2 separate regions of the Mus musculus genome follow, and region 1 is linked to region 2. A link is a loop called in an ENCODE intact Hi-C map of the cell type or tissue named here. Cell type or tissue: left cerebral cortex. All regions are shown on one strand.

Region 1 (2,500 bases), 300 kb before region 2:
TCCGCCTCTGCTCTACGTGTTACCGGGGCAAGCCAATGCCCGAGTCATAAGACAGCATCCGCGCGCACGTACGCCCGGGGAGCGCGCGCGCAGGAGCTTCCCAGCCCGCAGTCTTCCCAGTAGCCGCTGCTTCCGCGCCCCCGCCCACCCCGTCCCCCTCTCACTGGCTACACCGGGAAGAGGAGGGAACAATCCGCTCCCAAGTCCCTCCCTCCCCATTGGCCAAACTGTGGGCCGCGCGCCCCCCCCCCATTGGCTACAGTCGGGGACCCCTTCATGCAGCTGACTCCCCATTGGCTGAAGCCGGGGACCGCGAGATCCTTCGTGGTAATGGAGCTAGGGACCCCATCACCTCCTCAACCCCCCCAACACCCTTTGCCGACGGAGCTGGCGGGATGCGCCCCGCCTCCCCTCAGGGCCCAGACCCCCAAGAGGTGACTAGGCCCAGAGAGCCGAGCGCTGCCCCCAGGCTCCTGGAGACCTCCCGGAGAGCTTTCTCTCCGACCTGTTGGCACGAGGGTCCACCCCCTCCTTCACGGGGTCCTGGGCCCCCAAGAGCCCCCTCAACAGCTCCAAGCCGGGGCGCTGCCTCCCGGGCTCTCCCTAGCCAGGAAGCCCCGTCCTCACCTGACGCTGCCGATAGCCACTGCCCCTGGCCTTTCTTGATGCTGCGGCGGCGCTGACGCCGCTAAGATGCTTTCGGCTCCGCGGCGAAGTCCGCTGCCGGCAGCGGCTGCAGGCCCCAGGCACGGAGAGACCGCTGCGGGAGGCCCCGGGGGAGCCGCGGTGGCGGTCAGCGGTCCCGGGAGGCCGCCGTTGGGAGGGCTGGTCCCGCCGGGAGACCGGCGAGCCACGGCCTGTTGCGTGGGGGGCGGCTGCTGGGGTTGGGAGGTCTGTTGTGGCGGCTGAGGCTTCAACATGATGGCAGCGTCCGGAAGAGAAATAAGAGGGAAGGGAAAGAGGGCCTGGGGCCGGGCCCCTGCTGGAGAGCGCGGGAAGCGAAAGAGATCGCCAAGCAGGGGACCCGCCGTTGGCGGGCGGGGGGAGCCCCGCGGTGTCAGGGGTGGATCGAGAAGACGGCGGCGCGAGGAAGCGCCGCGAGGCGGAAGGGGAGGGGGGATCTCGCGGGCCGGTGGACAGCGAGAGGGCGCGAGCCGGCCTGGCGCGCGTGCGCGTCGCTGGAGAAGGAGAGGGAGGAGCGCGGGCGGAAGCGCCGGCGGGGGAGGGGCGCGGGGAGCGCCGCCAGGCGGTTAGTTCCGGAACAGAGGAGAGGCTCGAGCCGTGGCTCCGACCGGCCTAGCCCCTGGGGCGGAAAAGGAGCCGCGCAGGCGCTTAGCGCACCTCTAGGTTCTGAGCCACCTTAAATGCTGGCGGCCGCGGTTGCTTCACAACGAGGGTGGGCGGGGCCAAAGCCGGGAAGGGGAAGTGCCGGCGGACCCGCCCCTCCCACGCCGCCAGCGTAACGTCAGAAAGTCTCCGCGGTGGTGTGAGGTGTCACGTCGTAGCGTGAGGTTCTTCCGCCACTGGGTGACCGGTGGGCGGAGTCTCGGGAGCAAGAGAAAAAAAAAAATCCCTAGGACTGGAAAAACCTAGTACAGGTAACTTAAGGCAGGTGGGTTTTTAAAGGTGCTGCTCTCCATCTTAACTGCTTTAAAATATTAATGAGCGTCAGAATGACTATTCTGAGCATATGTGCATCCCAACAAATGTGCCCAATTCTAAATTGAAATTCAGTGATTCTTTCAGGGAGAGCGACCCCCTGAACAGTAGCAATACAAGCCGTCTGAAAGCCAGACTGACTAAGAGTATATTACAGAATCCAGCTGCATAGCAAGACACGGTTAGAAAACCGTGGTATAGTGCTTGCCTATTAAGGCAGCCCTCATTCAAAATTAGGGCAGCTATGGTGCTTCAGAACTTTAATTCCAGTACTAGGAAGGGAAGGTAGGAGGATCAAAAGTTTGAGGCTATCCTGCATTGTATAATAAATATCAGGTCAGCTGGGCAGACCCTGTTTCAAAAGGAAAAGTTGATGGAAAAGTCCATGCTTTGGGTAACTAAGCCACTCAAAGCTCAAGCTAGTGGAAGATTTATATAATTTGAGCAAAGGTACTTGGTAAAACACAGAGGGCAGGAAAATGGATTTCTATACAGACGAAATGGATCTGACAGGACATACGAAAAAATGGAGCTTGATTGGAGCCTGAAATCCTCACTCTATAGCTGTAGCTGGCTTTTAACTCCTTGTGTATACCATGGTGGTCTTAAAACTCACAGAGATCTGTCTGCCTTCTGAGTGCTATGATTCAGACATAAATCAGCACAGCCAGACTTTGTCATGGAATGTTAACCTAAAATCCCTTTATTGATAACATAATCCAAAAATTAAATCTAGGATTGGGTAGACACTAAGAAATTGAATATAGCAGTACAGATGAGTCCAAATCTACACTTCAGATTAATAACCCATCATAAGCGGAAAAATGGAATTAATTTAAAG
Region 2 (2,500 bases):
GGTGCCGGTGGCAGTGCTTTCCTGGGTGAGGGAGGCAGACAGAGACCAGCGCTTAGTTGGACCATCCCATGGTCTCCCCGGTAACAAAGCTTCCCTGGAGGCCAGGGCACTAGCCCCCACCTCCCCTGCCCCACTCCCTGAGGGTCCTGGGATACTTCCTGTCCCAGAGCTCTCCCCTACTCCCGACTTCCCTATACTAGACCTGCCTCTTCCTGTACCTTTCCTAACTCTGTCTGTTGCTGGGTGTTGCCCAGCTCAGAGTGGGGTTGCTCACTGGCAACTGGGGGAAAGGAAAAAGCCAGAGCCAGGGACAGGCGGGTCATGTTGAAGCTGGACCCATCTGGCCTGCGCGTTGCCATGGGTCACCTTGCCTAGAAACAAAATTGAACCGGGAATATTTTAGAATTTAAGGATCACGAATAGGGCAGAGAGCCTAATACCCTCATCTGAAAGAGCCCAAGAAAGAAATGATCTGTGCTCAAAGCCACATAGCAACCCAAAGGCGAGAGTTAAGAGAGAACCAAGATTTCCCGACTGAGGTGGGGGGGCCCCTTCTAATCCACCCAGGGCCGGCCCAGGCTTCAAGGACACCCCAAGGTCAGGCTTCTCTCTTCGTGATGGTTGCGGGGGAGGAGCTCGAGGAAAAGGATTAATTATTAGGAAAAACACAGGGCCATCAGAAGCACAGAAAAGGGGCTATGGAGCCCAGGTAGAACGAAACCTTTGCCTCCATACTGTTAGAAGGGGAGGGAAAGGATGTACGAGGCACGTGCACTTCTACGCTACAGCGGTTCCAGACTCAGAATCAAGGTCACAGATAAGGAAAGATAGTAAAGTGTTAATGGGCAACAGAGTACTGCAGCTGAGGAGTTTAGCCTTCTCTCCTGGGGCTCCCCCGAAAGGAAACCAATTTCCTCCACCCCATCGCGTAAATCCTGAGACGGTGTAAGAGCCGATCGCCCCCGTCTCCCCATCGCTTCTTGAGATCTCTTGAATAGGAAATGGGACCCTGATGCTTTGCATAGCGGAGAGTTTTTGCAAAAATAAAGAGGGGTCTGTTTTTCCACCTCATCTTGCTTCCTCCCCCGGCATGACTCAGCGCGCTGAGTTGCTGCGTGGCGCAGCGAACCGCCAGGGCGCAGGCCGGAGAACCCGGGCTGGGGGCAAGCGTGGGGGTAGAAAAAGGAGAAGTGAGGGGCCGTGGGGAAGACGGCTCTGCACTGCCCGCCACCGGCCCAAGATCCTAACCCCATAGACCCTTCCCCGAGCACGTGTCAAATGGCGCTCACCTGGCACAGGACGGGGTGGGTCTGCCTGGTACGCCGGTGGGTAGGCGAAAGGACTAAGGAGCGAACGCGGCTAGGGTCACCAGAACCTCGTTCTGCTGCGCGTTCCAAGAGAACGCAGCCTATTCAGCTGGGTTGGGGGGGACGGGAGGCGGGGCCCCGGACATTTAAAGGCGCCGCTCCGCCCTCTGCAGGTTTTTTCCCTTGCAGGGACGGGAACCGTCCAATTGAAGGTGGGCACTGTGCGCAGCACCGCCCCAAGATGCTCCGATAGGAGGCGGCACTGGGGAGGAGACAAGCGGCTAGAACACGATCCCTCCTCCGCCCCGCTAGGACGTGACTCGAGCCACATCCCGCAGGTCACCAGGCCCCCCCCCCCAACACCCCCCCCCCCAACCCCTGCCTGGCGCGCGCGCGAACATCGTGACTCAGCCGGAATGTGGGTTGGCGAAGAGTAGGGAGGGGGTCAGAGTGAGATGGTGGCTGGCCTCTCCTCCAAGACCCCTGGCTTCCGGCTGTGTAGTTGCAGCCTGACGTCACTGCTAAGAACGCAGAGCTTCGGAGCCTCCCTGCCTGCCTGCTTCGTCGCTTGACTAAAATGCAGGGCGCGTTCCATCTCTCCCTGGCCAGAGCACGGCGCAGCTGACATGGTACGCAGGCAAAACCTCCCAGAACTAGTGTGCCGGCCACATCGGAACTGAGTGGCGTATCCAGGCCTGGCGTTGCCTAGCAGATTGGCGGGAGGCACCACCCGCGAGCTAAACACACCCAGTTTGAGGAAATGACCGACAAGGACTGGCCCAAGCCAGACAGGTCTTTCCCGAACCTGATTTCCTTCTCCAAAATAAAAAAATCCGTCTCGGAGCTCTCTTGTCACCCTGTAACTCTCAGAGCACTCAGTTTCCTCAGGTCCCAATCCGCAACCCCCATTCCCATCCTGCAATCCGGATAGCGGCCCACCTGTGGCGCAGTGACAGAAGCCGCAGAGCCCGGTCAGCAGAGAGTGAGCCCGGCAGTCCAGGGCTGGGTTTTAAGGCAGCTCCTACTCCCCACCCCTCCCCTACACACCCCCGCACCAGTGTCCCAGACCTTCTCGGTAACCCCTGCCCTTTCCCCACCACGAATCCCGCGGCCGGGACCTATATTTAGGGAAACCTGAGGCTCCTGACATTCATCCCTGCGTGGGGGGTGAAGAAGAGGCAGCTTTGGTTTGC

Evidence for each region. Peaks named below come from ENCODE experiments on the same cell type or tissue, not always from the same donor. Only the 100,000 strongest peaks of a DNase experiment are listed, where the experiment ranks them.
Region 1: it touches region 2 in a loop (4-fold over the local background); 3 of 42 quality-filtered maps call a loop at or near these places.

What each region holds. Positions count from the first base shown.
Region 1 is chr7:126,502,273-126,504,772 of GRCm38, forward strand. It overlaps Atxn2l (ataxin 2-like), which reads right to left and starts at 1,165. Exons shown (of 22, transcript NM_001361487.1): 1 at 628-1,165. The coding sequence starts at 920. It overlaps 4930456A14Rik (a long non-coding RNA gene), which reads left to right and starts at 162. Exons shown (of 3, transcript XR_869939.3): 1 at 162-327. In left cerebral cortex, a CTCF peak has its summit at 1,262; DNase peaks (open chromatin) are centred at 191 and 1,378; H3K4me3 peaks cover 2,169 bases; H3K27ac peaks cover 2,045 bases.
Region 2 is chr7:126,797,756-126,800,255 of GRCm38, forward strand. It overlaps Aldoa (aldolase A, fructose-bisphosphate), which reads right to left and starts at 1,499. Exons shown (of 9, transcript NM_007438.4): 1 at 1,290-1,499; 2 at 1-21. In left cerebral cortex, CTCF peaks have their summits at 1,556 and 1,785; DNase peaks (open chromatin) are centred at 220, 573, 1,127, 1,547 and 1 more place; H3K4me3 peaks cover 2,354 bases; H3K27ac peaks cover 2,350 bases.